4 separate regions of the Homo sapiens genome follow, and all the other regions are linked to region 1. A link is an interaction called in ENCODE POLR2A ChIA-PET data of the cell type or tissue named here. Cell type or tissue: PC-9. All regions are shown on one strand. Each heading gives the region's core, and the rest is flanking DNA. Links, peaks and the distances in the headings are about the cores only.

The links. Peaks named below come from ENCODE experiments on the same cell type or tissue, not always from the same donor. Only the 100,000 strongest peaks of a DNase experiment are listed, where the experiment ranks them.
Region 2: POLR2A ChIA-PET joins it to region 1 with 18 read pairs; 4 of 35 experiments call an interaction of 5 or more read pairs at or near these places.
Region 3: POLR2A ChIA-PET joins it to region 1 with 15 read pairs; 2 of 35 experiments call an interaction of 5 or more read pairs at or near these places.
Region 4: POLR2A ChIA-PET joins it to region 1 with 16 read pairs; 2 of 35 experiments call an interaction of 5 or more read pairs at or near these places.

What each region holds. Positions count from the first base shown.
Region 1 is chr5:1,324,096-1,332,476 of GRCh38, reverse strand. It overlaps CLPTM1L (CLPTM1 like), which reads left to right. Exons shown (of 17, transcript NM_030782.5): 8 at 594-678; 9 at 2,094-2,197; 10 at 6,661-6,726; 11 at 7,664-7,714. Among named protein-coding and RNA genes, the nearest start is that of CLPTM1L, 17 kb to the left of the region's middle. RefSeq lists a cis regulatory region at 1,752 and enhancers at 1,680-1,824, 3,715-4,327, 4,328-4,942, 6,795-7,295. In PC-9, for the core only: no CTCF peak of the experiment used is centred there; DNase peaks (open chromatin) are centred at 4,171, 4,836, 5,103, 5,389 and 1 weaker place; H3K4me3 peaks cover 779 bases; H3K27ac peaks cover 3,636 bases.
Region 2 is chr5:1,537,940-1,546,320 of GRCh38, reverse strand. LOC124901161 (a long non-coding RNA gene) reads left to right here. Exons shown (of 4, transcript XR_007059099.1): 3 at 2,105-2,228; 4 at 4,024-4,215. Among named protein-coding and RNA genes, the nearest start is that of LPCAT1, 18 kb to the right of the region's middle. In PC-9, for the core only: a CTCF peak has its summit at 5,930 (motif pointing right); a DNase peak (open chromatin) is centred at 3,370.
Region 3 is chr5:1,513,325-1,518,324 of GRCh38, reverse strand. The region is part of intron 1 of LPCAT1 (lysophosphatidylcholine acyltransferase 1); the gene reads left to right. Among named protein-coding and RNA genes, the nearest start is that of MIR6075, 5.0 kb to the right of the region's middle. RefSeq lists enhancers at 740-1,300, 1,860-2,419, 2,420-2,979, 2,980-3,540, 3,541-4,099 and 1 more. In PC-9, for the core only: no CTCF peak of the experiment used is centred there; DNase peaks (open chromatin) are centred at 1,304, 1,984 and 3,374; H3K4me3 peaks cover 786 bases; H3K27ac peaks cover 2,716 bases.
Region 4 is chr5:901,975-906,974 of GRCh38, reverse strand. It overlaps TRIP13 (thyroid hormone receptor interactor 13), which reads right to left. Exons shown (of 13, transcript NM_004237.4): 6 at 2,755-2,827. Among named protein-coding and RNA genes, the nearest start is that of TRIP13, 12 kb to the right of the region's middle. RefSeq lists a silencer at 3,587-3,881. In PC-9, for the core only: CTCF peaks have their summits at 3,491 and 3,702 (motif pointing right); no DNase peak of the experiment used is centred there.

The DNA of each region.
Region 1 (8,381 bases), core at 1,928-6,927:
CTAAAACTTTCCAAAGCCGTACTAGAGAATTAAACGATTTTTATTAAAAGGTCAGTGTCTCTAAGGATGAGATCATGCATGGTTAGGTTTTTTTAAGTTTTTTTTGGAGACAGGTCTCAGTACGTTGCCCAGGCTGGTCTCAAACCCCTGGGCTTAGGTGGTCCTTTGGCCTTGGCCTTGCAGTAGCTGGGATCACAGGCATGGGCCACCATGCCCAGCCCTTGCGTTTTTAGCACAGTTGAGAGATGAGGCTGCCCTGAGTGGGCACAACCCGAGAGCAGGGGTGCCCAGCCAGGCCCATGATCCAGGGGAATCCAGAGCCTCCAATTGCCTGGGGGCCTTTCCAGCAGTTCAAGTCAAAGGTACGTATTATTTCAGAAGTGCCCCTGCAAAGCCCGCCTGGGCACTCTAGGTTCTGACATGGCAGGCCAGGCGCGTAGAGGCATGGGTCCCGAGTGTAGACACTTATCCTGATGCATCCTGAGGCTGAGTACACCTGCAGTCTCACGGTCACACACGAAGCCTCTATCTCTGTCTCACAGGAGATGGAAACAGCAGGAGATGTGAGTTGCTGTCGTGTGTGTTCTCTCTAGCTTCTCTTTGATTTCCTGGCCTTTAAAAATGACATCAGTTTCTGGAAGAAGAAGAAGAGCATGATCGGCATGTCCACCAAGGCAGGTAGGCCCCCCGAGCGTGGCCCTGCTCAGATACTCTGCCCCAGGGAGCTCACTGGAGCCTGCGGTAGAGGGCTGCCTGCCTCACTGCTGGCTGCAGACACAGCCCCGGGTGTGTGCTTGGCTCTTGAGAAGCCTCTGAGACCAGGCACCGTAAAGCCCAGGGAGCCGTTGCGGCAATTGTGGTGGGACCATCAGAGGCTGCACGGCTCAGGGCCTCCAGCGGCTGCACAGCTCAGGGCCTGGCTGCGGACTCTGGCGTGCATGGGGTCTGGGTCTGGGCTGTGGAGAGTGAGATGCATGGACCTCTCGAGCCTTCCCGGCTGCTCATGGGCGCTGAGCAGGGCTGGGGCCTCACATCCCCTGTCTTGGTTCCCTCGCCCCGTCCTCCCGCCGGTGTTCCTTCCCCGACCAGCGCAGGCCTGGGCGTGTGGGGCCTGCCAGGTGATGGCAGTTAATAGGCCCGTGGTGCTGTGCCCAGCAGTGACAGGCAGTGTGCAGCTGTTAGGTAGGGCAGTCAGGGACCCCTGAGGCCAGGCAGCCCAGGCAGGAGGCCTGCCAAGATCTGGGACCAGTGTTCCTGGCCAAGGGTGCCTGCCGTGGTTTAAGGGGCCCAAGTGAGTGAGGGGTCCTCCTGACCTTGCAGGGGTGGAGGTTGTCACAGTGGGGTGGGGAGCGGCGGTCTGGACAGGGGCGAGTGGTTGATGGGTGTGAGGACGAGGAGTGGGTGTGTCCTGTTGGTTAGGAGTGAGGAGCATTTGGCTCCAGTATCAGACCCGAACAAGTTGTTTTTCTCGCATGGAAAAGACGCCCAAGCAGGTGGCCCTGGCTGCCTGGGGGCCGTGCCGTGTTCTGCGTTGTTGTCTCCTAACCCTAATGCCTTTCCTGGCGTCCTGGGTTGGAGTGGCCAGCAGACAGTGGCTGTGGCCTTGACCACTGTTTGTCCTGTGGCTCCATGGATCTGCTTCCCCTGCTTGCCCTCAGGGCTTGCAGGAGGAGGAAGACGTGTTGAATAAGCTGGAGTGGTTCTTAAGGTACAGCTGGGGAGGAAACAAATCCAGACTTGAAAAGCCACGCACTTATCACAGAACTGGCATAAGACACGCCCGGAAGCAAAGCTGTGCTGGCCCCGTCATCCGACCTCTGCCCACGTTCCATGCTCATTTGCAAGTGTGGCTCAGACACGTGTTTGTGGAGCTGGTGTGGGGCCAGCTGTTCAGTTCAGCAGCCTTCCAAACACTTTCCTAGCTGCTGAATGCTTCATTGTTCTTTTTAAACGGGGTGACGTGGACTGGGGAGTACCTGAAGCTTCTTGGGCGTGGTGGGTTGGGATGGGGGACTGGGGGTATGTGTGTGACTTGGGGAACACAGGTGGGGTCTGCCCTGCACCCCCTCCCAGCCCGACCATCCTGTCCCCAGTGCTCTGGCGCTGCTTCAGCACCGTGGTCATCTTTCTGTTCCTGCTGGACGAGCAGACGAGCCTGCTGGTGCTGGTCCCGGCGGGTGTTGGAGCCGCCATTGAGGTGAGTTCCGGGCAGTGACCTGAACTGTCTGAGGTCCATGTGCCTCCACGCACTCAGGAAAGGCTTTCAGCCCCGGGACCTGAGACCTTCTGTGGAAGCCTGTGTGCTTGTTCCCGATGGCCTCAGTGTTCTGGAAGCTGTAGGATGGCAGGCAGTGGGTGTAAAGGCTTTGAACAAGTGGAGAGCAAGGAAATGCGTGTTCGGGTGGTATCAGCTCATGAGGCTCTGTCCACCAAGCAGTGGTGAGTCCTGAGGCCCTGTCCACCAAGCAGATAGTCCTGAGGCTCTGTCCACCAAGCAGTGGTGAGTCCTGAGGCCCTGTCCACCAAGCAGAGAGTCCTGAGGCCCTGTCCACCAAGCAGAGAGTCCTGAGGCTCTGTCCACCAAGCAGAGAGTCCTGAGGCTCTGTCCACCAAGCAGAGAGTCCTGAGGCCCTGTCCACCAAGCAGAGAGTCCTGAGGCCCTGTCCACCAAGCAGAGAGTCCTGAGGCTCTGTCCACCAGGCAGAGAGTCCTGAGGCCCTGTCCACCAGGCAGAGAGTCCTGAGGCTCTGTCCACCAAGCAGAGAGTCCTGAGGCCCTGTCCACCAGGCAGAGAGTCCTGAGGCCCTGTCCACCAGGCAGAGAGTCCTGAGGCCCTGTCCACCAGGCAGAGAGTCCTGAGGCCCTGTCCACCAGGCAGAGAGTCCTGAGGCCCTGTCCACCAAGCAGAGAGTCCTGAGGCCCTGTCCACCAAGCAGAGAGTCCTGAGGCTCTGTCCACCAAGCAGAGAGTCCTGAGGCTCTGTCCACCAAGCAGAGAGTCCTGAGGCCCTGTCCACCAAGCAGTGGTGAGTCCTGAGGCCCTGTCCACCAAGCAGAGGCCTGAGGCCCTGTCCACCAAACAGAGTGTTTTCATGTGCTTGAGAAATCCCACCATGTGCAAAGCAGAGGTGTAAACCGTGGGGCCTTGAGAGGCTCGTGCTGTGGCTGGAGATCTGAGCACAGCGGCCAGGTAGGCACTGACGGAAATCACTCGGTGCCCTGTGGTCCAGCCTTGGTTGTTCCGGAGCTCAGAAAAGCCGGCCAAAAGGGAGCCTCGTGGGGCAAGACCAGCTCAGGAGCAAACCCTTGAGGGGGGCGATGGCCTTCAGGGTGAGAGGGCCCAGGCTTAAGCCTAGCTCCTCACTGAGCTCTGTGCCACACCGGCAGGAGCCGGAGTCTGAGGTCTCTGCAGTTGGTGGCCCACCTGTGGGTGGGGGCCTCTGCGGCCGTCATGCCTGTAGAGGAGGAGCTGGATGCAATGTCTCTGTAGAGGAGGAGCTGTATGAAATGTGTCTGTAGAGGAGGAGCTGGATGGAATGTCCCTGTAGAGGAGGAGCTGGATGAAATGTGTCTGTAGAGGAGGAGCTGGATGGAATGTGTCTGTAGAGGAGGAGCTGGATGAAATGTGTCTGTAGAGGAGGAGCTGGATGCAATGTGTCTGTAGAGCAGGAGCTGGATGAAATGTGTCTGTAGAGGAGGATCTGGATGGAGTGTCCCTGTAGAGGAGGAGCTGGATGAAATGTGTCTGTAGAGGAGGAGCTGGATGGAATGTGTCTATAGAGGAGGAGCTGGATGAAATGTGTCTGTAGACAAGGAGCTGGAAGAAAACTGTCTGTAGAGGAGGAGCTGGATGAAGTGTGTCTGTAGAGGAGGAGCTGGATGAAATCTGTCTGTAGAGGAGGAGCTGGATGAAATGTGTCCGTAGAGGAGGAGCTGGATGAAATGTGTCTGCAGAGGAGGAGCTGGATGAAATGTGTCTGTAGAGGAGGAGCTGGATGGAATGTGTCTGCAGAGGAGGAGCTGGATGAAATGTGTCTGTAGAGGAGGAGCTGGATGGAATGTGTCTGTAGAGGAGGAGCTGGAAGAAATGTCCCTGTAGAGGAGGAGCTGGATGAAATGTGTCCGTAGAGGAGGAGCTGGATGAAATGTGTCCGTAGAGGAGTAGCTGGATGAAATGTATCCTGTAGAGGAGGAGCTGGATGGAATGTATCCTGTAGAGGAGGAGCTGGATGGAATGTGTCTGCAGAGGAGGAGCTGGATGAAATGTGTCTGTAGAGGAGGAGCTGGATGGAATGTGTCTGTAGAGGAGGAGCTGGATGGAATGTGTCTGTAGAGGAGGAGCTGGATGGAATGTGTCTGTAGAGGAGGAGCTGGATGGAATGTGTCTGTAGAGGAGGAGCTGGATGGAATGTGTCTGTAGAGGAGGAGCTGGATGGAATGTGTCTGTAGAGGAGGAGCTGGATGGAATGTGTCCGTAGAGGAGGAGCTGGATGGAATGTGTCTGTAGAGGAGGAGCTGGATGGAATGTGTCTGTCGAGGAGGAGCTGGATGGAATGTGTCTGTAGAGGAGGAGCTGGATGGAATGTCCCTGTAGAGGAGGAGCTGGATGAAATGTGTCTGTAGAGGAGGAGCTGGATGGAATGTGTCTGTAGAGGAGGAGCTGGATGGAATGTGTCTGTAGAGGAGGAGCTGGGTGGAATGTCCCTGTAGAGGAGGAGCTGGGTGGAATGTCCCTGTAGAGGAGGAGCTGGATGAAATGTCCCTGTAGAGGAGGAGCAGGATGAAATGTGTCTGTAGAGGAGGAGCTGGATGAAATGTGTCTGTAGAGGAGGAGCTGGGTGGAATGTGTCTGTAGAGGAGGAGCTGGATGAAATGTGTCTGTAGAGGAGGAGCTGGATGGAATGTCCCTGTAGAGCAGGAGCTGGATGGAATGTCCCTGTAGAGGAGGAGCTGGATGGAATGTCCCTGTAGAGGAGGAGCTGGATGAAATGTCCCTGTAGAGGAGGAGCTGGATGGAATGTCCCTGTAGAGGAGGAGCTGGATGAAATATGTCTGTAGAGGAGGAGCTGGATGGAATGTGCCTGTAGAGGAGGAGCTGGATGGAATGTGCCTGTAGAGGAGGAGCTGGATGGAATGTGTCTGTAGAGGAGGAGCTGGATGGAATGTGTCTGTAGAGGAGGAGCTGGATGAAATGTCCCTGTAGAGGAGGAGCTGGATGGAATGTGTCTGTCGAGGAGGAGCTGGATGAAATGTGTCTGTAGAGGAGGAGCTGGATGGAATGTGTCTGTAGAGGAGGAGCTGGATGGAATGTGCCTGTAGAGGAGGAGCTGGATGAAATGTGTCTGTAGAGGAGGAGCTGGATGGAATGTGTCTGTCGAGGAGGAGCTGGGTGGAATGTCCCTGTCGAGGAGGAGCTGGGTGGAATGTCCCTGTAGAGGAGGAGCTGGGTGGAATGTCCCTGTAGAGGAGGAGCTGGATGAAATGTCCCTGTGGAGGAGGAGCTGGATGGAATGTGTCCGTAGAGGAGGAGCTGGATGAAATGTGTCCGTAGAGGAGGAGCTGGATGAAATGTGTCCGTAGAGGAGGAGCTGGATGAAATGTGTCTGTCGAGGAGGAGCTGGATGAAATGTGTCTGTCGAGGAGGAGCTGGATGAAATGTCCCTGTAGGGGAGGAGCTGGATGAAATGTCCCTGTAGAGGAGGAGCTGGATGGATTGTCCCTGTAGAGGAGGAGCTGGATGAAATGTCCCCGTAGAGGAGGAGCTGGATGGAATGTCCCCGTAGAGGAGGAGCTGGATGGAATGTCCCCGTAGAGGAGGAGCTGGATGAAATGTGTCTGTAGAGGAGGAGCTGGATGAAATGTGTCTGTAGAGGAGGAGCTGGATGAAATGTGTCTGTAGAGGAGGAGCTGGATGGAATGTGTCTAGAGGAGGAGCTGGATGAAATGTGTCGGTAGAGGAGGAGCTGGATGGAATGTCCCTGTAGAGGAGGAGCTGGATGAAATGTGTCTGTGGAGGAGGAGCTGGATGAAATGAAATGTGTCTGTCGAGGAGGAGCTGGATGAAATGTGTCTGTAGAGGAGGAGCTGGATGAAATGTGTCTGTAGAGGAGGAGCTGCATGGAATGTGTCTGTAGAGGAGGAGCTGGATGGAATGTCCCTGTAGAGGAGGAGCTGGATGAAATGACGCTGGAGCTCCACAGGCAGGGTCCCTCCATAGGTACGAGTCACAGTGCCGTGCCCGGCTCTGGCACCCGTCCTGAGCTCCGTGGGTGATGCCTTCCAAGCATTTAGCCATGAGGTGGCGGCTCTCAGAGCGGTCCCAAAACTGGCTCCAGGGCTGCCCGAGTGGCAGGCAGAAGTAGGTGGGGGCTTATTTGGGTGCAGGCAGAGTGGCGTAAAGAACTGCCCTCACATGCTGTTTTTGTTGTCCGCTGGGCGGTGGCTGTGCAGCCCACCTGACCAGGTACGCCTGCCGTGTGTGGGTTAGAGGCCCAGGTCCAGCCTCCAGCGCTCTGGCCTGAGCTGTGGGAGGGACAGGAAGAGGACAGTGGGCTGCGCGGGGCCATGGGCAGCAGGTCCTACCCGTTACTGTCTGGGTCGTTCATTCGTGGCTCCTGGCCTTCGAATATTAAAGGAACTATTTCCTGATTTCTCCCCTCAGCTGTGGAAAGTGAAGAAGGCATTGAAGATGACTATTTTTTGGAGAGGCCTGATGCCCGAATTTCAGGTAGGATTTAGTTGTAATGGCTGAACCCCAAGCCTCTCTGAAGAGTGTGATTTTGCCCCCTGTGCAAAGAGTAAGATGGCCATCTGCAGATGAGTCACTGCGGGCCTCTGTCAGGGGAGCCTCCGTGGTGGAGGCAGCACTGGTTTCTGATCGCAGCCACTCTCTTCGCCTGAGGATTCCCCGGTCATATACCTAGTTCTGACCGTCTTCAGTGCAGACGGCAGCACTTCTGGGCCTGAGCCGGCCTCTGGGAGGAAGGATGCTGGCTGGCCAGCACGTGTGCTTCGTTTTGGCACCTTGTCCAGAGGCGCTCCCGAGGCTGGTGCTGACTGGGGTCCGTACAGTCCTGGCAGTCCTGAAGTGAGTGAGCCCCTGCCCTGAGCTGGTGGCTGCCCCAGTGCCTGGGCGCCCATAAGGCCCCTAGGCAGATGAGGGCTGGGGCAGAGCTGGAGTTGAATCTCAGTGCCCACGGATGGACCTTGATTGAGGCGGGGCCCTCAGCAGTCACAGGCTGAGATTTTCCATGCTGTGGGCAGGGGGGTCAGGAAGCCCAGCACACGCAGCGCAGCCACTGTGTTCCACCTTGCCCCATGGCTCCCGGCCGGCTGGTTCGGAGCAGTGTTGGCTGTGCCTGTGTGCTCTGCAGTGTTCTCACTGAAGCGGTGGCACTGAAAACTGAGCCACCTGAGCAAGGAACAGCAGTGAGGCCGCGTTGCCCCCATCAGGCTTGTGGGACCCAGGGCCAGGGTGAGGCGGGAAGGATCCATGCGGATCCCCGTCCTCTGGGTCCTCTCCTCGCCTGGTAGGGACCTGAGCGCCCTCTGTAGTGAGGCCTGGGTCAGCTCTGCAGCCATATGTGACGCCCCTTAGTCACAGCTCAGCTGTGCTCAGATCCTCCCTGAGTCTATTAATATCACTGTGTTGAATTTCACAACAGTTTGGCACTTACAGCGAATCTGAGAGGAAAACCGAGGAGTACGATACTCAGGTAAGTCACTTGTGATTCAGGGCACGTGCATGCCAGGCAAATCCAACACCCTCAAAGACGGGTCTTTTACTGTCATTGCTCAGTGCGGAAGTCTCCTTGGAGTACGGGTCAGCCCGCCTTGAGCAGGGATCCCAAGAGTGAACACATAAAACCCAAATTTCTTACTGGGAAGGGCGGGGGCTCGCAGAGACTCATTTCCCAGTCCTTACAGGCACAGCCTGCCTGTGTCACCGTATAGTAGGGATATTTTCATCGTTTGTAAGTCACATTCGCCAGGCAGCTGACGCAGGCCATGGTGTCTGCTGTGGTTGCTGGGAACGCACTTGCCGTCACCAAGGCCATAATGGCCGCGGCCGCACAGTGGCCTGGAGGAATGGCCCCAGCAGCACAGGGCGTCACCTTTCCCCATTGCTGTTGGGGGAGCTGGAATTCTCAGTTCCAGTTAATAGAACATTTCTGCACAGATGATTTTAGTTTGGTTTAATCTTCACCAGCTTATATCCAACTTGCATGGCGTTGTAAAGCTGAAATCAGAATGGATACAGCTGGCGATGTAACTACATTACTTAGTAGGCAGTTTTTTCCGGTTTCTTTCCATTATGTTTATTGATCTGTTGTGGGTTGGTTGGTTTTGACCAACCAGAATTGATCTATTATTGTTAACTAG
Region 2 (8,381 bases), core at 1,396-6,395, 210 kb before region 1:
TTTTCTAAATGAAGATGACTCTGAAAACATACTGATAAAGTTAAATACATGCCGTTTCAATCCCAACTGACACAAACACTCCAAGGAGTCAAGGACTGCAAACCAATTATGTTTGCAAAATCCTGGCTCAAATGTCCTCCCTCAAACACAAATGTTAATGTCTTACTCAGTATACTAAGAAATATGTCCTCTCTGTTGAGTCTTTAAAATCAAGTGGCTTATGAAATAAACCTCCCATCCAATAAGAGCTCTTGGCCTCATCAACTCATATTGAAAATATGCACAAGGGTTCTGTTCTGACAATCATCTCACTGTCGAAGGGTCAAATCAGGTGATTCTCAGCGTCTGTTACCAGAGACCAGGTGCTTCCACTCAAGATGACTTCCCGGTTTGCTCAAGCAAGAACCACTTAATGAGCAAATGAGCAAACCCTCTGGGCTGCTCCAGCTTAGGTGAGAGTGCACATGTGGGGTGACATAGCTGTGTGCAGAGGAACAGGTGTGCGTGCAGGTGTGAGTGCAGGTGCAGGTGTGTGTATAGATGCAGGTGTGTGTAGGTATGTGTGCAGGTGTGTGCAGAGGTACAGGTGTGCGTGCAGGTGTGAGTGCAGGTGTGGGTGTGTGTACACAGGGGAAAGTGTATAGATGCAGGTGTGTGTGTAGGTATGTGTGCAGGTGTGTGCAGAGGTACAGATGTGCATGCAGGTGGTGTGCAGAGGTACAGGTGTGCATGCAGGTGTGAGTGCAGGTGCAGGTGTGTGTACACACGGGAAAGTGTGTATAGATGCAGGTGTGTGTAGGTATGTGTGCAGGTGTGTGCACAGGTACAGGTGTGTGTGCAGGTGTGAGTGCACAGGGGCAAGTATGTATATAGCTCTAGGTGTGTGTGCACAGGGACGTGTATGTATAGGTGCAGGTGTGTGCAGGTGTGTGCAGAAGTTTGTGTGCAGATGTGTGTGCAAGTGCAGTTGTGTGCTCACTGGGGCAAATTTGTATATAGGTGCAGGTGCATGTAGGTGCATGTGCAGGTGTGTGTGCCAATGCAGGTGTGTGTTCACAGGGCCAAGCATGTGTAGAGGTTCACATGTGTGTGCAGGTGTGTTTGGAGGTGTGTGTGCAGATGCAGGTATGTGCACACAGGGACAAGTGTGTGTATAGGTGCCCGTGTGTGCAGGTGTGTGTGCAGGTGCAGGTGTGTGTTCACAGGGCCAAGTGTGTGTAGAGGTGCAGGTGTGTTTGGAGGTGTGTGTGCAGGTGCAGGTATGTGCACACAGGGACAAGTGTGTGTATAGGTGCAGGTGTGTGCGCAGGTGCAGGTGTGTGTTCACAGGCCAAGTGTGTAGAGGTGCAGGTGTGTTTGGAGGTGTGTGTGCAGGTGTAGGTATGTGCACACAGGGACAAGTGTGTGTATAGGTGCCCGTGTGTGCAGGTGTGTGTGCAGGTGCAGGCCGCACGCAGGAACACTCATGGTTCCACTGGCAACTCATCCACAGTGGCTGCGCCCGCTTACTTCCAGGCATGAGTGGGGAATGCATCACCATCCAACTGAGTGAGAGGCCCTTCTGAGGAGCCAATGCCTGCTCACAGAGAAGGGGGGAGATAGAAGGGGACAGGGAAGGAGGGAAGGAGGGAGAGGGCACCTTCTCACGCATTCAAGCCTCTTCCACGTGGTCCGACTTGGTACACATCCGGCCTGGCCCTGGCCCTGGGGTCTTACAAGACAGGCCTCGGCCAGAGCTGATGATGGGTTTCCCTCCTCCCTCCCTGCTTTTCTCCTGGCCTCTTCCCCCATCCTTCTCAAATGTCCCCTCCTCGAAGATGTCCTGGGACTCCCAGGCAGGAAGGAGCTGCTTCTCCACAAGAGAAGAGGGGAGATAGAAGGGGACAGGCTTCTCCCTGAAGCCTCTGGGCCCACCTATAGCAATGTGAGTCCCAGGCTGCCGCCAGGGCCAGAGCCCTCTGCACCCTGGTTCCTGCCCTGGCATCTATTTAGGACAGTAAAAGGGCTACTTAGATACTAATGAGAGTGAGGATTTATTAAATGAAATCTTTCTACAATAATTTTTTTAATTCTCCAAATGAGTCTCTTTTCTTTCTTTTCTCAGACAATGAATATTATGCAACCAAAATGTCCTGGGAATTCAGAGCCAAAGGCAGCATTCTTAGGAAATGCCTCCCACTCTCCTGCCATGGCATAGAGCTCTGCTGGGCTCTGGACCTGCAGAGAAGGTGAATAAGGTTCTGGGGGTGTCGGATGCCAAGGGGTGACCTGAGGAGGAGATGGGCTTTGGAGTGTGAGGCAGCACCCACGGTCAGCAGACAGCTAGGCACGGGGGCTCAGTGAGGAGGAAGGGCTGAGGCGAGGGTGGGGAGATGGGGCTGGGAGGGCTGGAGTCTTTGGGCACCCCCGAGAGAGCTACAGCTCAGCAGCGTGCAGGAAGGGAGGGCAAAGGGAAGGGAGGGCAAAGGGCCAGGTCAAAATGTCCAGTAGAAAGTGGGATGAGGAACAAAGTTGAGGTTGAGAGGGAGCAGCAAATAAAAGTACTCAGAGGGATTCGAAAGGGTTTTCTAAATCTACTTCAATATGCAAAGATAGATGTCATGGGCCTTGGTTTTGCTTTTCCAGTCCAAGTGTCTCCAGGAGCCTGCAGGTCCATTAGAATCAGCTGTACCTCCAAGTAGCAGAAATGTCCAAAACAATAATCACCTAAATGAGATAGAACTTCATTCCCCCTCCCATTCACTCCCCCCTCCCATTCACTCCCCCCTCCCATTCATTCCCCCTCCCATTCATTCCCGCCTCCCATTCATTCCCCCATCCCATTCATTTCCCCCCATTCATTCCCTGCTCCCATTCATTCCCCCCTCCCATTCATTCTCCCCTCCCATTCATTCCCCTTCCCATTCATTCCCCCTCCCATTCATTCCCCCTCCCATTCATTCCCCCTCCCATTCATTTCCCCCCCCATTCATTCCCCCCCATTCATTCCCCCCATTCATTCCCCCTCCCATTCATTTCCCCCTCCAATTCATTCCCCCCCATTCATTCCCCCCTCCCATTCACTCCCCACTCCTATTCATTCCCCCACCATTCATTCCTCCCTCCCATTCATAAGGCCAGAGGTAGCCAGTCCAGAACTGAGAGGGCCCTTCCAAAGGTCCAGGACCCAGACTCCTTCTCCCCAGTTGCTGCTGGCCTAATTTCCCTTCCTGAAGTTGTTTTATAGGCCAAGATGGATGCTGGAGCTCTAGCCAACACAGCTACCTTCCAGCCAACAGGAAGTTACTCAAGGGCACTTCCCAGAAGCTCCACAATCTTGGGATCATATCCAATGTGCTGCCAGGAATTAGTCACACGACCACACCTAGGCTGGGAATACAGTCTTCACCCTGGGTAGCCACACATCCAGCTAAAACATGCAGGTTGTATCATTAGGAAGGAGGTGAGGCTGGATGCCAGGAGAGGCCGTCAGACTCTGTGGGGCCTGGCCACTGACTCCTCCCCACAGCAAAGTTCCTCCTTTCGAAACTTGCCCTCCTCTCAACCAAAGGAGGTCTCTGTCTTTGCAACTCTGAGAAAAAAAAAAAATATATATATATATATATTTGAGACAGTCTTGCTCTGCTGCCCAGGCTGGAGTGCAATGGTGAGCTCTCGGCTCACTGCAACCTCTGCCTCCCAGGTTCAAGCGATTCTCCTGCCTCATTCTCCTTGAGTAGCTGGGATTACAGGTGTGTGCCACAATGCCTGGCTGATTTTTCCATTTTTAGTAGAGACGGGGGTTTCACCATGTTGGTCAGGCTGGTCTCGAACTCCTGACCTCGTGATCTGCCCGCCTCGGCCTCCCAAAGTTCTGGGATTACAGGCGTGAGCCACTGCGCCCAGCTGAGAAAAATTTTTTTATGCTGAATTCCTTACAAATGACATAAGCGATCATACAATTAGCCATGCTTATGTTTTAGAAAATATAAAATTATACATGATTTTAAAATAGGAGATACACCTTCCTCTTTCAATCAACAGATGCTGGGGCTTGTGGGAGGCCAGGAAAGGAAGAGGCCCTCGTCACAATGCTCCTGAGACGGTGAGGCAGGGGTTTCCCTTACACTCCCTGTTCCCAAGTATGTGAAGATAATTCCACGCAGCATTTTTCAAAGCCAACTGGAACGAGTTACTGTAAGCAGTCTTTCCATAAAAGATCACTCTTTGAGAATACTTGTTTTCATATTTGTGCTATTTTTGACATTTTAGGAAGCAAAATTACATGCAAACATTTGTTCTGCAAACCCAAAGTGTGAAGAAAGATGCATTCAAATACTAAAAAAAGCTGCGTGCCTCTAGATTTCAAAAATCTTTTTAGTTTTCACAAAGACCCACTGACGAGATCATTATTTCAGCTCATGCTTCCCACAGAGTATCATGTATTTAAAGTCAAAGAAAATGGGACAGACACAGCCGCTGAGGGAGATGCTGTGTTCATTACACAAGTTTTGTTTACATCACTTGGGACCCTGTGAGATGCATCTCCATGGAAGCGGTTTCAGCCTGCCAGCTCTGCTGCCAGAATTACTACCGTGGGCTTTGAAGGTTTATCACAATATAGTAAATGAAGTCAGAATTTCTAATAGGATATAAAAACAATGTTAAGTATCTAAATCCTTATTTGATGTCAAATGTACCGTAGTTGAGAAAAATGGTTTCTTCTGGGAACCAAGTGTTATGAACCAGAGCCTCCTTCTAGAAAGTCACCTGCAGAAATGGACGGTCACAGGGCACACTCCACCTGGGACGCTGGATGAGTGCCCAGAAGAAAGACCCCAAAGACTGGGAATGAGGTCACCACCTTCCTTCACTGGTCCTGGCTATGACCCGGGTCAGTCTCTTGTGCCTCAGTTTCCCTGTCTATAAAATGGTCTAACTCACTCACCGAGATGCCTTGGAAACTACTCTATACCAAGCAATGAAACCTTCTCTAAGATGCAGGCAGGATGCGTGGACTCACAAGAGCTGTGCACACAGCAGGGCCCAGGGCTTGTCTGCCAGACTTTTGGGTCAAGACTCAAAGAAGTGGCTGCAGGAACAGCAGGGGCAAGAGCCCACTGGCCAGAGCACAGCAGCCTGGGGGGCAGGGAGGACCCTCAGGAAGGGCAGGGATGAGGCAGAGGGGTCAGGAATGAGGGGCCACAGTGGCAGCCAGGCCCAGAGGCATCTCCCTGCTGGAGAGGTGGGTGCCACTGGTGGCCCCAGTCAAGGAAGCCCCATCCACCCACTTATGTCCGGAAGGATCCCCTGGCCACAGAGAAGAAAAACCAGGGCACAGCCAGGGCCAGCCAGGAAGCCAGAGATTCCCCAGGCAGGAGGTGCTGGCGTGGCGAGGAGGGAATGGGTCCCAGTCGTCTTTATGTTCCGAGCTTTGACTCTGGGGCTTTGCTGACCCTGGAGCCATCACCTCTCCCAGGCCTGGCCAGCACCTAGAGTCAGGAAGCTGCTTACCTGTGAGCACACCTTCCATATTAGTCTGTTCTCATGTGCTGAGAAAGACAGGCCCGAGCCTGGGTAATTTACACAGGAAAGAGGTTTAATGGTTTAAAGAGGTCCACGTGGCTGAGGAGGCCTCACACACGGTGGAAGGCGAACGAGGAGCAAAATCCTATCTTACATGGCGGCAGGCAAGAGAGTTTGTACAGGCGAACTCCCATTCATAAAACCATCAGATCTCGTGAGACTTATTCACTACCATGAGAACAGTATGGGGGAGGCTGTCCCCATGACTCAGTATCTCCACCTGGCCCCACCCTTGACATGTGGGGATTATTACAATTCAAGGTGGGATTTGGGTGGGGACACAGACAAACCACATCACTTTCCATGTGGAAACCAAACAGGCCAGGGTGCTCTTGCCTCCCGCTCTCCACCTGCCCTGCCCACCCCAGGGCCAGGTATTGGACAGCAGGGGGCAGCTTCTACATGTGCCCTGGAGCCCATGGAACCACAGACTAATCCAGTGAGCCAACCCTAAGCCTGCTTGCCCTGTCCAGCTGAAATGCCTCCTGACGGGTTCTTCCCACATGGCCCCGTGAAGCCCTGTGTGGCCCTGTGTGGCTCTGTGTGGCCCTGTGTGGCCCTGTGTGGCTCTGTGTGGCCCTGTGTGGCTCTGTGTGGCCCTGTGTGACCCTGTGTGGCTCTGTGTGGCCCTGTGTGGCTCTGTGTGACCCCGTGTGGCTCTGTGTGACCCTGTGTGGCCCCGTGTGGCTCTGTGTGGCCCTGTGTGGCCCTGTGTGGCCCTGTGTGACCCTGTGTGGCCCTGTGTGGCCCTGTGTGACCCTGTGTGGCTCTGTGTGACCCTGTGTGGCTCTGTGTGGCCCTGTGTGACCCTGTGTGGCTCTGTGTGGCCCTGTGTGGCCCCGTGTGGCTCTGTGTGGCTCTGTGTGACCCTGTGTGGCCCTGTGTGACCCTGTGTGGCTCTGTGTGACCCTGTGTGGCTCTGTGTGGCCCTGTGTGACCCTGTGTGGCCCTGTGTGGCCCTGTGTGGCTCTGTGTGGCCCTGTGTGGCCCTGTGTGGCTCTGTGTGACCCTGTGTGGCTCTGTGTGGCCTGTGTAACCCTGTGTGGCCCTGTGTGACCCCGTGTGGCCCTGTGTGACCCCATGTGTGACCCTGTGTGACCCTGTGTGGCCCTGTGTGACCCCGTGTGGCCCTGTGTGACCCTGTGTGACCCTGTGTGACCCTGTGTGGCCCCCTATGGCCCTGTGTGGCCCTGTGTAGCTTGTGTGGCCCTGTGTGGCCTGTGTGACTCTGTGACCCCGTGTGACCCTGTGTGACCCCGTGTGACCCCATGTGGCCCTGTGTGGCCTGTGTGGCCATGCGTGGTATGCTGTCCCTCCAGTCCCCCATCTTGGGCACTGTGGGGAAGAAACTCTCTTGTCAGTGGGCATCATCTCCTGACACATTGGCCTTGCCATACCTGAATAATAATAAAACCTACATTTTCAAACAAGGTTGGGCCATGAGGAAATGTAAATGGGAGTGAGGGTGAGAGGCAGAGGCAGGGCAGTCCGAGGGCACCCAGGTCTTGGCTTGAGCAGCCACAGCATGGGCTGCCCTCCCTGGGGTGGTCCCGGGAGCAGGGGATGTAGGCTTGGGAAGGATGATGGGAGTGCAGCCACGGATGCTGTAGATTTGAAATGCCTGTTAGACCCCACTATGTACTGAACTGTGCCCCGCTTACCGCCCCCCTCCCCCACCAATTCCTACGCTGAAATTCTTACCCCTAAGGTGATGCTATTAGAAGGCAGGGACTTTGGGAGGTGATTCGGTGCCTAATCCTTCATGAATAGGATGAGTGTCCTTATAACAGAGACCCAGAGAGCTCCCGCGCCCCTTTCACCACATGAGGACACAGGGAGAAGGCGCCGTATATAAACCAGGATACAGCCTCACCAGACAGCAAATCTACCATGCCTTGAGCTTGGACTTCCAGGCTCTAGAACTGTGAGCAAAAGCGTCTGTTGTTTAAGCCACAAGCCTATGGTGGCTTCTACTTCAGCAGCCTGAGCAGACTAAGACAGACCTCCAAGCGGAAGCATGAAATCACTGCCAGACGTGTGCATCTGAGCTCAGAAGGAGGTCAGACGCGGATGCAGGCGTCACCCATGGGCAAGCAGTGTGTAAGGCACAGGCGTGGTCCAGAGCACACAGGACGAGGGTGTGCAGAGAAGAGAGGGAAGGGGCGTGGAGGGAGCCACATTCAGAGCTGGATGAGGGGGAGCCATCAGCCAAGACAAGGAGGAGAGGCCAGAGCCCAGAGGGAGGGGGAGAGACCGCAGCAGCCTCTCCACCTGAAGTCCGAGGGAGAAAGGCTTTGGCGGCGAGGCCGGCTGTGTGGGCAACATGAGCGCTCAGGTGATGGTGGCGAGGGCCCTGGACCGCCATCAGAACTCCCCAGCGCCACGAGGAGGGAGCCTTAGCTCTGCCCTCCACAGCAAGGAGAAGTAGGTGGCAAAGGGGGCATGGACAGCCAGCAGGGACCACACTTCATCGCTAACATCTGTCATGGATTTTGCCCAAATTGTACGAGATTGGATGGCTGTAGAGTTGGGGAGTGGCCCCACAAAGATGTGTCCAAGTCCTAACTTCTGGTACCTGTGAATGTGACCTTATTTGGAAACAGGGTCTTTGTAGCTGTAATTAGGAGGGGCATCTCGAGATGAGATCATCCTGGATTTAAGGTGGCGTTAAATCCCATGACTGAGGTCCTTATCCGAAAAAGAAGAGGGCAACTGTAGACACAGACACAGGAGAGCAGCCACGCGAACTCGGGTGGCGGGGCGGCGGGAGCTGGGAGAGGCCTGGGTCAGACCGTCCCTTAGAGCCCTCAAGAAAC
Region 3 (5,000 bases), core at 1-5,000, 190 kb before region 1:
TGCCCGGGACAAGCAACCTGGGGTAAGACATCAGCTCTGTCTTATATTTTTCTCTTTTTTTTCAGCTGTGTTTTTTTTCCGCTTTAAACCACGCATTGCCTTTTCTCTGGAAGGCGTCCAGCCAGTCACCCGGCCCAAGCCCTTCATCCCATGCATGGGGCCACGGTGCATCCCCCACCCTGTGGGACCCAGGGTCAGGAGTGGGTGGGCTCGAGAGAGGCCGCAGGGCCGTGCTCAGAGTGGGGCGAGAACCCTGAGGCGTCCGTCAGCCCTGCGGGTTCACTTCTGCATTAGTCCATGTGAGCCGTCATCAGACTTTGCAAATGCTTCCTCTCTGATGTCCACTTTCTTTAGTAAGAGGAGGCAGGCGGCCCACAGCTGCGTTCAGAATGCATTCCGGATGCGGCTCTCCTGAGCCCTCCGACCTCGTCCCCTTGTCCCCTCGTCCCCCGTGTGGGGAGGCACTGCCAGGGGTGGGGGCTCCTGTCTGGGAACAGCGGCCTTTTCCAAACCTTGATTTTACTCTTGAATTTGACACGTCGCCTCTGTTCCTAGACGAACTGTAGTCTTTAGAAAATGTCAAGCTATGGTCACTACTTGCTTCCATTTTATTTAAATCGTTTCTTCCTAACATTGGCTTTTTTTTTTGCAGTTGAATTATCTATTTCTCGTATAAACATGTTAGGATTTTGTGCCTGAAAAAGTGGCCACTCAGGAGCCCTGCTTCAGGAGCCGGGCACGGGACTCGACTACCACACTTGCTGGGTGTCTGGCCCATGCCCGGTGCCTCCTGTGCCTGCAGGGGCAGAGCGCCCTTGAGTGCTGGGAGGGCCCAGGCAGCGGAGAACGTGGCTCCCTGTCCCACTCCGTCTCACCGCTCTTGTCTGAGAAGGCGCCCTGTGCTGTACTGCTTGGACATGACTGGTTGGGAGTGTCCAAGCTAGGCTTCCACGAGGTCACCTGTCTTGCTAAGCCATGTCCCTGCCTCTGACACAGAGACTGCAGGAGGAGCCCTCCTGACCTTCCTCTTCCTGTTTCCAGGGCCCTCATCCCCACGCGGCCCATGACAAAAGTGCTATGGTTCTCAGGATGGCCAGGAGCCGCGACCGTCCCCTCCAAGTCCTGTGGGCCTCCTGTGGGTGCTGGGGCATGCTTACCATTCCCGGTTACTGTTTCCAGCATTTCCAGTGTAAACCTTTAATCTAGCTGTGAATCATTCTGAAAATGAGCCCAGGAAAAAAGCATGATGCTAGGCTTGTGTTTGGAAATAACATTATTTTCTAATGTGATCACTGTTTGTCCCTGTGAAACCCACGTCATTTTGCAACCCTGGGGGATACTTTTTGCTGTATTAAAACCAATGCATCCCTGGCTTCTCAGCCATGTGCCAGCAGCATGAGCTTAGGTGTGTTAAAGGTGAGGTGCTGTTCTTGAACTTCCAGCACAGTCAGCTCCCAGCTTCCCTCAGTGTGGTCTTTCCTCTGCTGTGACTGGTGGCCCTCTAACCTCATCCCCTGTGCCCTCGTCCCCTGTGTGGGGAGACACTGCTGGGGTGGGGGCTGGTACCTGGGGACAGCAGCCTTTTCCAAACCTTGATTTTACTCTTGAATTTCACACTTCCCTCTTAGAGCCAGAGGAGTGAGTTATTTCCTCTTAAAGATATTTGCCACATACAAGCTTAAAAAAAAAAAAGGAAAGAAAGAAAACAGTTTCTCTCCCAGTTCTAAATGTTTTAAAACCCTTGGGGTAGAACCAAAGCTGGGCCAAGGTACTGGAGGGCAAGGGCCCTGGAGCCAGGGAGGGCTGGTGTCCATGCACAGACAGTGGGGATGCCGCCGGGCTGGGCAGGCGTGGATCAGCATGGAATGCCTGGGCTCCTTAGAGTGGAGTCTGTTTGTTCTCCTAGGCTACCCTGGAGGGGTTAGATCCACCTTTCTGCAGCAGTGAGTCATTGTCTCCATCAGGGAAGAGTCATGGTCACCTGTGTGCCATGTGAATCATCATTGTGACATCCTCCTGGGTCCCATGCATCCATCAAGCTCAGCACATCCCAGGCTAGACCTGTCCTGTCCCTGTGCCAGGCTGTCTGCCCAGTCAGTGGCCCCAGGACCACGTGGCGCCTGTGCCATTGGGGAAGTCTCTGTAAAGAGTGGGCTCTCCTCTCCCTCACCTTAGAGCGATCAGGTCATTTCTGCCTCCCCCACAACTGCCACTGGGCAGTGGCCTCCAGCCCCCAGCAGCCCTCCCTCTGTGTCCACAGCTGCACGTCAGGCTGGTCACCTCTGTACCTCCCTGCACTCAGAGGAGTGGACATACTTGCCAGGGCCCACAGCCCCTGCCCACTCCCATTCTACCCACTGGCTGAGCAGGGGTCAGCCTTGCCTCACAGACGTTACTGGTGGTCCAGGGGCTCCCTGCAGCTGGGGGAAGCAGGATGTCCTGGGTGGAGGGTCTCCCATAGCCAGGGACAGGGCCAGGATGTGCTTGGTGGGCTCCCTGGAGATGGTGGCGCAGACCCAGAATTGTGGGGACAGAGGCACTCCTGCAGCTCGGGGGAGTGGGGGTGAGCCAGGATGTTCCGGGGGGCCCCCTGTATTTGCCCGTAGTGTGGAGCAGGGTGTACAGGGCAGGCCAGGGGCTCCTGCAGCTAAGTGGGTGGGACTTAGGCCAGGATGTTGTGTGTGGGCGGCAGTGGGAGGTGGGGGAGGGTCCCAGTATCTGTAGATAGTGCAGGGCAGGGTATACAGGGCAGGCCAGGGGGTTGGGCCAAGATGTTCTGGGGGGCCCCTGTATCTGCGGGTAGTGTGGGGCAGGGTGTACAGGGCAGGCTGGGGGTGGGACTTGGGCCAGGATGTTCTGGGCTGGCGGGGGAGGTGGGGGACCTTGTATTTGCGGGTAGTGTGGCGCAGGGTGTACAGGGCAGGCTGTGGGCTCCTGCAGCTTTTGAGGGTTTGGGCCAGGATGTGCTGGGGGGCTCCCTGTATCTGCAGCCAGTTCGGAGTAGGAAGGGCCGGGCAGGCTGGGGACTCTTGTAGCAGGATCCCCTGATGCAGGATGTGCTGGGGGGCTCCCTGTATCTGCGGCCAGTTCGGAGTAGGAAGGGCCGGCAGGCTGGGGACTCTTTCTTGTAGCAGGATCCCCTGATGCAGGATGTGCTGGGGGGCTCCCTGTATCTGCGGCCAGTTCGGAGTAGGAAGGGCCAGCAGGCTGGGGACTCTTTCTTGTAGCAGGATCCCCTGATGCAGGATGTGCTGGGGGTGGGGCTCCCACCACAGGGGGCTTGGGAGGTGCTCTCCACCAGGGCCCCACTGGCTTTCTGCAGATGTTTGTTAAACAAATGCAAGCAGCTAGAAATGCCACGGATCCTGAATTTCAGGATTCTTTTTACTCAGACCAGGCGGGAGGTCCGGGGAGATTGGCGTTTCCCTGGGCCACAGCTCCGGAGGGCCTGTCTCAGGGCCTGGGCTGAATGGGAAGCGTGCTGGTATGTGTGAAGGTCCTGTTTTGGCTGGAGGTGGAAGGTGGGGTCCTGGCGGAGCACGCAGGGGGACCTTTTTGTTGGAATGATCCCAGGAGCCTGCTTCTCCTGAGCCCCCCACGATGTATCACTGTCTGCAGCGCCTGCATGGTCCACAGCCCCTGAGGTCCTCGGACACCAACAGAGTGAAATGCTGCTGCAGACCTCGGCCTGGCGGCGTGCCTGGCGGCGTAGGGTGCATTCCCAACCTCGGAATTAAAATGTGCAGAATGTACACCTGGGGGTCAGGGTGTGGGGCGTTTGGTTCACTTGACCACCTGTGGGCCCCGTGTGGACTTTGAGTCCCCCAGTGCGGAGCAGACTCCCAGTGTCCTGGGACACAGCCTGGGGCTCAGGACTGACCTGTCGAAGGAACAGTACTGAAGAAACAGGCTGCCTTTCACCGCGAGCGTTTGGCATGGCTCTGCTCTGTGAAGCTGTGAGGCCCGTGCACCTGCGATGGCCCCTCGTGCTGCTGTGGCTGCAGTGCTGGCATGTGGACCCTGTTTGTTGTTTTTGGATATCGCTCACTGGGCAGATGAGGCTGGGGCCTCCCTGTGCCTGGCCTGTGCCGGGCCCCTTGTGCCCAGCATCTCCTGTGCTTCTCCTCCCCTCGGCCTCGAGGACAAAGCTGGTGCCTCCCAGGAGGGCCCTGGCATCTCCAGCCTCTCCCCAGCCGCTGGTGGTGGGGGTTCTGCTCTCGGGCTGCCCATCTGGCCCCGTTCTCATTGGAGCTTCTCCACGGCTCCTGGGACTCCCACCTCCAGGGCCCGTTTCTGCACGTGGGAGCTTTGCCTTGAAAGCTGCCTTCTGAGGAAATGTAATCGCAGGGTGTCCCGCCCCACGGGTGAGAGCCTGTGGAAATGGAGGAAATGTCATCACAGGGTGTTCCGCCCCACGGGTGAGAGCCTGTGGAAATGGAGGAAATGTAATCACAGGGTGTCCTGCCCCACGGGTGAGAATGTAATCGCAGGGTGTCCCGCCTCACCGGTGAGAGCCTGTGGAAATGGAGGAAATGTAATCACAGGGTGTCCCGCCCCACGGGTGAGAATGTAATCGCAGGGTGTCCCGCCCCACGGGTGAGAGCCTGTGGAAATGGAGGAAATGTAATCGCAGGGTGTCCCGCCCCACGGGTGAGAGCCTGTGGAAATGGAGGAAACATAATCGCAGGGTGTCCTGCCCCACGGGTGAGAGCCTGTGGAAATGGGTCAGGTGTAACCGAGTCCCCGCAGCCTCCAAATAGGAATCTGCAGCTAGTTTCTGCTTTTGAAGCTTAGCCTGTGCCCACAGTGGAACGTGTGCAGCCCAGAAGCTTACACTTCTGAGTTTCTGCTCCCTTCCCTCCTGTATTCTTCTTGCGAGCACCTGCCGTGAGCCAGGCCTTGCAGGAGCTGAGCCCTCGGGGTCACCAGGCAGCAATGGAAGGGCCTCCCAGCCTGCAGCCTGTATTGTGGAATCTCTCCTCTAGAGTGTGGGGCTGCAG
Region 4 (5,000 bases), core at 1-5,000, 420 kb after region 1:
CTAAATAATTATGAAAAAGTCTAACAAGATTCAATCAGTAGTTCTAGACTGTATCAATTGAGTTAAAGAGTAAAAACTCCCATTTTATATCTATTTACAAATTATATTTCTATGTTTAAAAATATTAGCAGTACTAACATAAGACAGAAAACAAAACAAAATAGAAGCATCAAGAGCTTTTGGCAGGAGCTGAGCATTTTCCCCTCCTTCCACAGAACCCTAAACAGCACAGACCCCAGAGCCCAGGAATGCTCAGGTGGCCCAAAGTTAACCTTAACACACACAGACTGACTGGAACCCAGAAACACTCCTCTATCCATTCAGAAGCCCGCAGACAGATCTGGGCGTGCTTAGCTGCTGACTAAATCACCAGAGAACAAGACTGAGGCCAGAGAGAAACTGACTTCCAGGTCCTCTTTTCAGTTGCTTCCATGTCAAAAGTCCACAAAAGAAAAAGAATTACGTTCAAGAAGCATCACTGGCATTCCACGTAAAAAAGAGAGAGACCGTTTACTGATACTGTTTATTAAAACAGTGGAGGGATACAGACAATCTAACAAAATATAGACTGGGTTGAATATTAAACAAAATTAATTATAAAACATTTTGATTCTTTGATAGAGTGAGGAAAAGTCTTGCTAGGACTTCTTTTTGCCATTTCTAAGCCATAAAACCAATGCATATTTCCAGATCTTTGTACTGGAAAAAGCTATATTCCTTACAATAACATTTTCCTTCTCTTGTGTTGCCCTCTCTGCCCCTAGAGATCTTTTTTGGTTACTCTTTGGAGGCAGGGTCTCACTCCCGTCACCCAGGCTCACCACAGCCTGGACCTCCTGGGCTAAGGTGATCCTCCCACCTCAGCCTCAAAAGAAGCTGGGACCACAGGCATGTGCTCCCAGCTAATTTTTTGTATTTTTTTGTAGAGACAGGGTTTCTCCATGTTGGCCAGGCTGGTCTCAAACTCCTGGTTTCAAATGATCCACCTGCCTCAGCCTCCCAAAGCGCTGGGATTACAGGCATTGAGCCGCCATGCTGGCATGCCCCTAGAGATCTTGAAAACACACATGTATTTCAATATGTCAAAGCAAAGGGCAAGTTGCTAAACATAAGCTAAGGGGTCAAAATAAAGCAATTTCCCTATGTAAAAACATTTACAAGACATTTTTGAAGAACAAAAATTATGTATACGAAATTAAACCTCACAGGATTTCCGCTAGTCATACTGGAGTAACAGGAAGCAGATTTACCATCTAATCTTAAATGAGAAAACCTCATTTAAGGCAAAATGGATGAAATGACATCTGGTAAGGTTGCTGTACACAGGGCAGTGAGGGCTGGGACTCCTGAGTCGGAAGACCAGGGACCCTCTCTACAAATGCTCTAACTTTCTTGCCGGGAGGCATCTTCCAACCACAGGCACGGGAGGGAGCCCAAGTGGAGCACAGCCACTCGCTGAGTCGAGGAGACAGAGATTGGAGTTCAGGGAGTCTGAAGTGACTGAAGGCTGCAGAACAGAATTCCAGAGGGGAAGGAAATATGAAGAAATACCTCAGAAGGAGTGCCCAGGATCCTCATGGCGCCCCCGATGTCCTGGATGAATACTCAGGTGTGTGTGAGCAGGGGACATTCCCTGCAGCTATGTAAAGGGCGCCCGTGGTCTGTGAGCTGAAGGGCTCCTGGACCTCACACAGGCTGAGAGGAGTGCATACTCCGACCGCCAGAGTGGAGAGTGCCCACGGATCCTTCAGCACACTCAGTGGAGACCCCAGAGGACCACAATTGAGTGTTAAGACCAAACCTAAACCCCTCCCAGTCAAAGCTTAAAAAAACCAAACCTCAAAGGATCACACCAAATCACAAGTAATGGAAATGCCTAACGGAACAAAATCTAACACTCACTAAAGGAACACACAATCCACACACTTCAGATCACAATGTTCAGCAGCTAATCAAACACTACCTAACATGCTAACAAAGCAAAACCATGTGACCCCTAACCAGAAGAAAAACCAGTCAATAGAAACACAATCAGAAATGACAATCATGATGGAATTAGCAGACAGAACATTAAAACAGCTATTATGGGGTTGTTCAAGACGTGAACGAGAACATAATGAAAAAACAGTATAAAAAGAATCAAATAGAACAGAGCAGAAAAATACACTATCAGACATAACAACTTCACTGAATGGAATTAAAAGCAGATTAGACGATGTAGAAAATCAGTCAACTTAAAATACGGCAATAGAAACTTTCGAATAAAACATATTTCTAAAGAACTGAAAAAAAAAATGAAAAAGCACAGGAGTGGCCTGTGGAACAACATCAAACAGTCTAACATGAAAGCAGACAGAGTCCCAGATAAAGGGGAGGGTCAAGGAAATTCAGTGAGGAAACAATGACCAGGTATTTTCCAAATGTGATGAAAACCATAAGCCCCAAACAGACAGAACTCAAGAGGAAAAGACAAATCCGTAATTAGAGACGAACACTGCATCCAGCAAGGGGAGAAAGTATAGTCTTCTGAAGTGCAATTCACCAGCAGAGATCATGTGCTGGCAATCAAGTAAGTCTCAAATCTTAAAAGACTGAAATCATAACTCAAAACTATGCTGAATACAGAGGAATCAAGTGACTTACAGTGGAGAGGAATCTATTATTTGCGTAAAATGATTTAGAAAAAAAAAAAAACAACCTCCCGTTATAAATCCCATTCCCATGGCTCTCCTCTCACAGATTACCGAAAGTTACCTGCTTGAAAGTCTAATTGTCAATTTCTGGGCTAACGCTTTACACAGGGATGTTTTTCCAGTGCCAGGAGGACCTGTGACAAAGATCCAAGCAAATATATTTTTAAGTCAGTGCTACAACAAATTTCTTAAAACAACAGTAACTTCCATTATCCATAAAATATAAGGAATACAGTTAAAAGCTATTAATGTTATTACTACAATGAAGTCTGCTTAGAAACTTAAATGCTATGAAATATTACCAATACACTTACGTCTCCCCCTCTTTCTTATTTGTACTCAACTTCGTATTTCTGGTCTCAGCCTCCATCGCCTCCCCACCCCCAGCACTGCTCCCAGCTTCTCGGCCTACAGTCTCACTTAGCGTCGGGAATGAACATTGCATTTTCTAGCCTACATCTTTGCTGACACCTGTCCTTGTCCCCACTCTTCCTTTATGAAATCCACTCATCAAGGCACCTTTCAGAGATCAAACACACCTTTCTTGATAAATGGAGGTGGAGGGGTCATGTGTTATTCCTGTTGCCCCCAGAACCACCCTCTTTCCTAAGACAATTCTCAGTGGGCTCATACCCCATACTAGAAGAGGCAGAGGCCAGCACTCTTCTTGCACGCCTGCCTGCCAAGCGTCCCCTAGCATGATGTGGGCGGCAAGCCACCCAGGTGCCGAGGCAAGAGACCGAGGGCACGAGCTGTTCCAGTATAATAAAATAAATAAAATAAGAATAATTATACTAGATATAGATCTTAGATATGATTATATATGAATATTAATCATTAATTTGTAGCAATTACTCTTTATTCCAATATTATAATAATCCTTGCTCTACAATCATAACCTAGGAAAAACCAGGCCATACAGAGATAGGAGCTGAGGGGACATAGTGAGAAGTGACTAGAAGACAAGAGTGCGAGCCTTCTGTTATGCCTGGACAGGGCCACCAGAGGGCTCCTTGGTCTAGCAGTAATGCCAGCGTCTGGGAAGAAGCCCGCTGCCAAGCTGACCGTGGTCTAATGGTAGCGTCAGTGTCAAGGAAAAACACCTGCTACTTAGCAGACCGGGAAAGGGAGTCTCCCTTTCCCCCGGGGAGTTTAGAGAAGACTCTACCCCTCCACCTCTTGTGGAGGGCCTGACATTAGTCAGACCCGCCCGCAGTCATCCAGAGGCCTGTCTCCCTGTGATGCTGTGCTTCAGTGGTCATGCTCCTAGTCCGCCTTCATGTTCCATCCTGTACACCTGGCTCTGCCTTTTAGCTAGCAGTAGCAAATTAGTGAAAGTACTAAAAGTCTCTGATATGCAGAAATAATGGTGTAAGCCGTCTCTCTGTTTCTCTTCTCTCTCTCTGCCTCAGCTGCCAGGCAGGGAAGGGTCCCCTGTCCAGTGGACACGTGACCCACGTGACCTTACCTATCAGTGGAGATGGCTCACACTCCTTACCCTGCCCCTTTGTCTTGTATCCAATATATATCAGCGCAGCCTGGCATTCGGGGCCACTACCGGTCTCCGCGTCTTGGTGGTAGTGGTCCCCCAGGCCCAGCTGTCTTTTATCTCTTTGTCTTGTGTCTTTATTTCTACACTCTCTCGTCTTTGCACATGGGGAGAAAACTCACCAACCCTGTGGGGCTGGACCCTACAAAAGATGCCTCACAGAAGCTGCGAGGTGACCAATATGGAAAAAGGAAAGCATCTAACAGAAAATGGAGACATACAACTCTAATTTTCTGCAGGTATTTTCAAGAATTAAAGAGGAAATACGTAACTGGTTCCAAACAGAAACAACTTATTTCACTAATTAAAACACCTGCTGCTTACTCTGACTGTGCTATGAGGGCAGTATGCGGGGCCTGTCTGCTCTTTAAAAGAACATTGTGTTTTAAGGTCACTTTGTCACGCAATCTTAACTGACTTAAAGAAGCCAAGTACCCTTCAAGCTTCTATTTAACACTTGGCTACAGTTTCATACTCTCGAGTCCACTCAATTCCCGTGTCCCCATTCTACCCGGTGATATTGACAACAAAACAAAACAAAACCAAACAACAAACCATCAGTATTTTCTCCTGAGAAGAACCAGACAGAATTTCTTTAAAATATGGCTTTTTCAGTTTACTCCTCACAAAGTAAAGCTCTGAGTACTACAAGCCTAATTTATAAGTTAAGCTTTATCATAGGAATGTCTGTAGGAAAAAATAGTCTACATAAGGTTTAGTATTATCCACGTTTGGGGCATCTGAGGATGTCTTGGAAT